2 separate regions of the Mus musculus genome follow, and region 1 is linked to region 2. A link is a contact called in ENCODE Hi-C data. All regions are on one chromosome and are shown on one strand. The core of a region is the stretch at or near the end of the contact, and the rest is flanking DNA. Distances in the headings are between cores, read along the strand shown. Region 1 overlaps Synj1 (synaptojanin 1). Region 2 holds the start of Cfap298 (cilia and flagella associate protien 298).

The links. A loop is a pair of places that touch in the nucleus more often than their neighbours do.
Region 1: a loop to region 2 is called in a map of CH12.LX, with 2.5 times the contacts of the local background. The contact joins the enhancer-like site here to the promoter of Cfap298 in region 2. A Hi-C loop is called at or near these places in 2 of 37 maps with a recorded cell type or tissue (CH12.LX and mouse embryonic stem cell).

Annotation. Positions count from the first base shown.
Region 1 is chr16:90,993,253-90,997,292 of GRCm38, reverse strand. Synj1 (synaptojanin 1) reads left to right here. Exons shown (of 32, transcript NM_001164483.1): 3 at 3,266-3,352. Among named protein-coding and RNA genes, the nearest start is that of 4930404I05Rik, 16 kb to the left of the region's middle. Within about 2 kb of position 2,197, at least 1 of the 3 ENCODE cell types and tissues checked has a DNase peak (open chromatin) inside an H3K27ac peak, as active enhancers do.
Region 2 is chr16:90,933,261-90,937,119 of GRCm38, reverse strand. It overlaps Cfap298 (cilia and flagella associate protien 298), which reads left to right and starts at 2,271. Exons shown (of 7, transcript NM_026502.2): 1 at 2,271-2,538. The coding sequence starts at 2,400. Synj1 (synaptojanin 1) reads left to right here. Exons shown (of 32, transcript NM_001164483.1): 32 at 1-1,023.

The DNA.
Region 1 (4,040 bases), core at 948-3,447, 60 kb before region 2:
CCCTCTTCACGCTTACCAGTAGCTAGCCATGCTTTCTATGATGGAAAGATCCATTCAGATCTGTATAGTTGATTTAAAAGGCAGGCCTTAATCTCCTCAACTCTAGAGCTCTAGTCTCTGACCCTCAGGACCTAGGAGAACAGTTGTTTTATAGGATGTTGTCCCTCCTTGCTGTGTGGGGCTTCTGCTGTTGCTCACCTTTGACAGAGCTATTTCAGAAGCTGTGCTGTTTTCGTCAGTCAGGTGACAGCTTTAAACTGCCTTGTTAATGTGTCAATATCGGTATGCACTTTGATTACTGGTAAAGGTAATCGTCTACTAGGTGTTGCAGGCTTTTGTTCTCCCTCCTGATTGTTCTGAGGACTTTGAGACTAGATAAACACCCCTTTCCTTGTGGAACTTCTAGTCTATACGCATATTCAGGGAGTAATAACATTCATTATTATTTCCTTTGTTGCTTATACTCTACATTTTTCAGTACCATTGAACATGTAGCAATGGAACCTACCCTAAGTTCAAGAGCAGGAAGTAGGTAGCTCTTCCAGGGTCCCACACTGTACCCCTGGGACCAGGTTCACCTGCCTCTGCATCTCCAATGCTGGGATTAAAGTATTAGTCACTGTGCCCAGAAAAGAGGTTCCCTCTAATGCTGGCTCCTTAGACTTAGACAATTAGTAACTGACTTAAGCCAATTTCCTCAGGTCAAATGGAAGGTGTAGCTTTGTCCTTAGGGTACTGTGAAAATTAAATAGTGCACATAAACACCTGGCCTTGTGTTAGTGCCATAATCATCGCAGAGATGATGAACTAATACTGTAGCTGTAAGACCATTTCTAAATTGCTGGTAATAGAAACTCATGGCAGTAAAAATGTAACCTCGGGCTGGTGAGATGGCTCAGTGGGTAAGAGCACCTGACTGTTCTTCCGAAGGTCCAGAGTTCAAATCCCAGCAACCACATGGTGGCTTACAACCATCCGTAACAAGATCTGACTCCCTCTTCTGGTGTGTCTGAAGACAGCTACAGTGTACTTACATATAATAATAAATAAATCTTAAAAAAAAAGAAAGAAAAAAAAACAATAATAAAAAAAAAATGTAACCTCATCTGCTTTAGTCAGAGAGAGAGAGAACTCAGAAGATAACTCTGAAATACAAATAATTAAGTGGCTTGGTGTATGCTTACATGTTTAAGCTAGATGACGGTGCAATAGAAGGATGGTCACTGGGCCTGAGAGACAGTGTTTATTTGTTGTGCAATTGAGAAGAAAATAGTTATGAGGAGAGAATATTTATTTCATGATAATTTAGGTTACAGAGACTATTCATATGGGGAGAGAATTACTTAATATTAAGTTACATTTTCTTTTTAACTCTTGCTGGCTGTGGTCATTGAACCTAATGGTGATTTTTTGCTAACTGCTAATTTAACCTAATTGCTGCTGACACTAATACATCAGTAATTCCTTCATTCCAATGACAGCAATAATATTTTAAATTCACACAGCATGTAGCCTGAGGGACTCCGTAGAGCAGTCTGACCTGGAAACCGCATTTTCTGCCATGAAAAATTGAGACCCACTCCCAGCCCCACCCATGGTACGCTGAATGAGGAAGTGCAGCACTTAAGAAAGGCAGCTGTAGTTTCCTTTAGAAAACAATTCAGTTTTTGTTGTAAATTTTAAATTTGAATTGACCATAAACACATAGAACAATATAATGCTAGGACGGCTAGATATGTGAAAGAAGACACGATTCCCCTAGCATGCTAAAAGTCTTCCCCACTCTAGTTTCATACTGGTTACAGAAAGGCCCACACTTAATAATGAACATATTAGAGAATGTGATGGTGTTAGTTGAGTCATTTAGCTTTAGCCTGTGCTGCCAGCTAACTGACCATAAGTCCCCGGCTGGCCAAAGTGAGCCGCGGAGGAGAAGCTTGAGTAGACAGGGTGGAGAGAGGCAGATGGGGAAGTGAGATACTATGTGGAACTCTGGGGAAGAGCTTTAAGATAAGAGTCTGGAATCCAAGGAATTGGCAAGGAATCTTGGATAAGATGTAGATTGAGAAGAGCCTGTGTCTGCAGAGAAGATAGACAGGAAATGGGAGGTCAGAGCAATCTGCTTACTTGCTTTCCTAGAGCAGCATACAGGAGCCCTGCCAAGGGTTCTGTGGTTGTGGTGTGGACAGAGGGGAGGGAGAAGGCTAAGTGTGATGAGGACAGGGAATCCTGTGACCTAGCAAGCCTCCTCGAGCTGGGGAGAGGTGGGACAGGGAACGGAGGGCAGTGGCTAAGTTTGAATTTCACACTTCAGAATGTGCTATTTGAAATTCTTTGAAATACCAGATGTGGTTTATGTTCCTTGGTTCTTTGTTGTATCTTAAATGTGGATCTGCTAAGTGCTAGGAAGGTTCTGCCTTTAAACATCCGGGATTTTTGTTGTTGTTGTCTTTTATTTTATTTTATTTTTTTATCAGTAGACTAACCATAGTAGCCTGCTCTAGGGAAATTATTGCCTGGCTTGAGCTCATTAGCAAGTTTGCCTCAGCTTAGAGCAAAGGAAGTGAGAGGAAGGTCAGTAAAGACTGCCCCACTGCCATGCTAAACCGTGTGGTCAAGCAGTGGCTTGCAGCATTTACCAGTTTATTCAGCTTCTGTGTCCAGGATAAACGAGTGAGTAAAACAGGCTATCAACAAGAAGACAGACTCCTTAGATGGGCAGAATTCTGTAACTCCAGCAAGAAAGTTCTTCTACTAGTTGGACAGAATACCTAATATAATACACTGGTGTTTGGAGAGGTCACCTATATCAAACATGGAGATACTGAGCTGGTGCCCACAGAGACTTCATCCCTATGTTCCAGCATCCTTGATACAGAAAGGTATTCTGCACATTATCAAGGGTAATGTAAATACCAAGCCAGCTACAAAACCTTTATTCACAACAGTGTCCAGCCTGTAAGATATGCTAAGGTAATGGTGGCACAGGGCTTGCAGAAGTAACCCACCAACAACTGATTTGACTCGAGGCTCACTTCACGAGGTGAACCCAGATCTGACACAGCTTGAGTGGTCAAGAACCAGAGACTAGATAACCCAGTGACATAGGGGGAAACCAAGTCATGCTGGTCTAAAGACAGAGAGAGAAAAAAGAGAAAATAGATAGATAGATAAATGGGGAAAACGATCCCATTTTGAAGCTTTGTTTCAAGTCTGGCATTACAACTAAATAGATTCTAATGTTTTCAATTATTATTTTTAACAGCATCTGCAGAAAAGGAGGCTATTAAAGGCACATATGCCAAAGTACTGGATGCATACGGACTTTTGGGAGTTTTACGATTAAATCTTGGTAAGTCTGTTATTCCGTGTGGTTAATCTACTTTTTCATTTCTGTTTTTATAGTTCTGAAGATGAGAGAGACTACCTGTATATCATTTCAAACCCAGTATTTGAGCCTTAACTAGTATATACCTTTTAAACATTCATTAGGATAATCTTTTTAAATATTTTTATTAACTGAGAATTTCATGTAATGTATTTGATTATATTCAACCCCCCCCAACTCCTCCCAGATCTATGCCCACATCCTCACCCAACATACTAACTCTTTCTCTCTCCCTCCCTTCCTCTCTCTCAATCTCTCTTTGTCCCTCCCTCCCCCACTCCTCTCTCAAACCTATCTATGCATTGGTCAAGCACTCTTGGCTGTGGGATCCATTCCTGATGTGTGATCGGTACATCAGAGATCACACCATTAAAGGAAGCAGACTGTCTTTGCTGGCAGCTGTCTGGCTCAGTGGTCAAGAGCACTTGGTCCTCTTGCAGAGGACCCAGGTTTGCTTCCCAGGACCGATATAGTAGCTCACAACCATATATAACTTCAGGGTTACATGTAGTGAACATAGATTTATGCAGAGAAAATGCGCCTACACACACAATAAATATGCTTCTTCCTAGATAGAGTTTTAGGATCCAAGGAGCGTGTTCTATTGAAATACATCAGCAGACAATGAAAGCAGTATCTTTCTTCTCAGTGT
Region 2 (3,859 bases), core at 1,022-3,521:
TGGAATTTTTACAAAAAAACAAAAACAAAAAACAAACAAACAAAAAAAAAACAAAACAACAAAAACATAGTATTTTGATATCATTAGTTAAGCCAGTCAGAAAACTCCCTAAGCTATTGTTTGGTCAGTTGGTTGTCAGTCAGCTGAAGTTAAAACATCCTTACCCATTAAGACTTAATGTTCTCTTTATATAAAAAGAGAGTTATGTGCTTACACCCACGTTCCTACATCTACCTACCTGAACCTTTAAAGATGTGTATTGTAAGATTAGAAAGGACGTATGGCTGCCCTCACCTCCGTGTAAAAGCACAGCAGGCTGCATCGCACTTCTCTCCTAGAGCAGATCTGTTAGGACAGAGCACCTTTGCAAATGCTCAGTGTTATCACAATCCTGTGTTTATAGAAGTAACTCTGCTGCAGCCATCACTCGCTGTTAGCAATAACTCTTGTGAGTTTTAGATCGTGCTTGTTGGGGTTCTAATCATTTCAACAGTAGTAGCTTTTAAACTGCAGTATTACTAGAGCAGTGTGCTTCAAAATGTGAATTAACTTGTTGAGATTGTGGCTGTAACATCTGTGTGAGTAGTGTGTATGGTATCCACTCCCCATTAGCAAGCTAATCCACTTTAGAAAACTGAAGCAGTGTGGATCGCAGCCCTGAGCAGTGACTCCCTCAGGTGTGAACCACTGTAATGTCTGCAGAGCAATAGCTCTGCCTTGTCAGGAAGTCTGGTAGCTGCTGAAACGCACAAAGCAAGTTAAAGTTTGCTACAAAGAACTCGACATCGTGTGTATTTGCCAGGTCTGGTCAAAGCAGAAAACAGACACTAAGAATCTCTGTGAGTCTCTGTTCTCTCTAGTAGATTGCTGTTTATATGTATGTAAGAGGTTTATCGCTTATGTGGCATACAGTATTTATAACTATATACTTTATAGAAGTACAGTATTAAAGTTGCTGGTATACATTCTGTACATATCTTGTGAGATGTGCTGTCATATGAAATAAATATGTCTTTATCACCAGCTGACTTCTTTACTCAAAAGGGAAGAGGTTTTTTTTTCTCTCTATGCATGTGTGCACTCCCACATTCGTGTGTGTGTGTGTGTGTGTGTGTGTGCACATAATACATGCAGGGAATAAGAGGTAGTTTATTCTGAAGCCAAATTTGAATGAATGACCATGACAGATTTGGGTTACCCCAAATTCCATGTTCACAAAGTTTTGTAGCTCTCTAAGACAAAGTCGTAAGTCATGGCAAGTTTAAAATACATTGGTGGAAATGCCAGAGAGGCATATACAGTAAGACGAAGTTTTTCTTTAGTTACCAGATGCTATTTGACGATATTCTTAACTTTTGGGTTAGTGAAAGCTACGTTTATAGATTTCAGAGCCTATATGCAAGTTATTTCTGACCCATAGGAGGGCAATGGACGTCTGTTCTAGGAGCTATAGCTAACAGAGACAAGGTAATCAGTCTGGACCCGCAGATTCACAGCCTCTCCACATCACTGCTGTTTTTATTACACAGCTTCTTTCCAGGAATTTCCATTGGCAAGTAAAAAATTTAATGTGCCATCACCACAAACAAACAAAAAACCCTCACCATTTAGCGAAACTATGAGTTTGAGATCATTTCAAAGCACAGGTTAATTTTCTTTGCTAATTTTCTTTACTCCTCTATTTGATTTTCTTCCATCCATTTGTTTTCTCTTTATAACACTAAAATGGGATCCTCAGCTGTGTCTGAGCGCCCTGGAAGAACAGCGCTGCGCCCGCTTGCCCTATCTGAGATTGTGGGGGACCGAGACTCCATGGGACGGGCGATAGACAGCTGTGGAACTAAATGAGCTCTGCACAGCAGCAGCGCTCCCCACTTTTTGACCGGAGACCCAAAGCAGAAGGCATTTCCGGAAGCGATCCGTGCCTGCGCGAAACCAGTCTGAGTTTGGCGGCGGCTATGCTCCCATAGTGCCCAGCGCTCGCTCTCATTCTTAATCCAGGAGTCGCCATGCTCCTCCAGCGGACATCTCCCGAGTCCCCGGACCGTCCGCACAGGCCTCTAGCTGTTAGTTTGGGTTTTGGTTGCCCGGGCAACAGCTACTTCCGGGAGCGGCGACTGTGCGGCCCGCACAACCTGTTCTTCAGCGCCTCCGGCCTTCCAGGCGCGAGTTCTAACTGGGCACGAGCTCAATGTTTGACTGTTGCCCCTGGCAACAGCCACTTCCGCGAGCGTGCGCCGTTTTCTTCATCCCTCCGGGCTGAAGCGTGAGCCGCGTTCCACGGTTCCTCCTCGGAGCAGCGGTTAATCTCAGGCTGGTGTGGGTCCGGCCGACCCGGCTCGGGCCTCGTGGTCCCTGCCCCGCAGCCTTGCCACCTCGGCGGCGCCTCTGGCGCAGCCATGGTTGTGCTGCACGTGAAGAGAGGCGACGAGAGCCAGTTCTTACTGCAGGCGCCCGGGAGCACGGAGCTGGAAGAGCTCACGGCGCAGGTGGCCCGCGTCTACAACGGGCGGCTGAAGGTGCACCGGCTCTGCTCAGGTGCGGAAAGGGAGGCCGGCGGCTTCGGGGTCAGGGGGCAGCGCCCGGGGTCGCGAGGATTTGGGGAGATTTGCCGTAGCCCGGGGTGGGAAAGGAGCATCAGGGTTGACCGGGGATGAAAGACCAACGGCTGGAGGAAACCCAGGCTCGCCAGCCAACCGCCGACTCGGAGGAGAGCAGCCGGGATGCCAAGTGAGGCTGAGCTAAGCCGGGATTTGGGCTTCCGGGAAGTGCGAACGTACTGGGTCGAAAGGTGGCGGGACGGAGCTGAGGGATCGGGGACGGTGGGAGTTGTCAAGGGTGAGGGTGGAGTGAGTGGTGGCTGCAGGGAAGGGGGACAGTTTGAGACGCTAAAAGCCCTGGCCCTTGAGTCTCTTCGCTTTGAAGCCGCCCATGAAAGTTCTCACCGGGAGAGCCTTGGTGTTGTTTTCTGTCTCCTAGGAAACACATGATTTTTACATTATAGAGAACGCCTTAAGACCCGTTTTATATATATAATCAAACTTAACTGCTTTCAAAGAAGGCTCAATATTAAATGACATATTAAAAGTAAAACATTTAGGGGGTGGGGGGAACCTCCGGGTCTTTAACATCATAAACCGAAAGTGTGGGGCAGCATGTAAGAACTGCATGGGTGAGCCAGGCGGTGGTGGCGCACGCCTTTAATCCCAGCACTTGGGAGGCAGAGAGAGGCGGATTTCTGAGTTCGAGGCCAGCCTGGTCTACAAAGTGAGTTCCAGGACAGCCAGGGCTATACAGAGAAACCCTGTCTCAAAAAAAAAAAAAAAAAAAAAAAAAAAACAAGAATTGCATGGGTGAATCTACACAGAGGTAGGCACTGAAGCAAATACCATGGAGGATCACTGCCCCTGGCCTGCGCCTCACGACTTGCTCAGCCTGCTTTCTCATACCACCCAGGACCACTTGCCTAGGGGTGATACCACCCGGAGAGTGCTACCCCCCCCCCCCTTACTGTCATTGAGAAAATGCCTTACCTACAGACTTGCCTACAAACAGTCTGAAATAGACATTTTCTCAGTTGAGGTTCCTTCTTCCTAGATACGTCTATGTTCATGCCAGGTCAACAAAAGCCAAGCAGAACCAATTGCTTCCTTGTCAACACCAATCGACATATCACCATGAAACCATAACCCTCTCCTTTTTGTTTATCCCCAAGACCTTATTAATATGGATATCTCAATATAAAACAAATTCCAACTTTCAGAAGTTCCACAGGCTTTTAAATTTTTTCACTTTAAAAATGCAGTCTCTTTCAAAGTTCAAACCTCTCTGTAATATCCATTACCGGGCACCTGTAAAA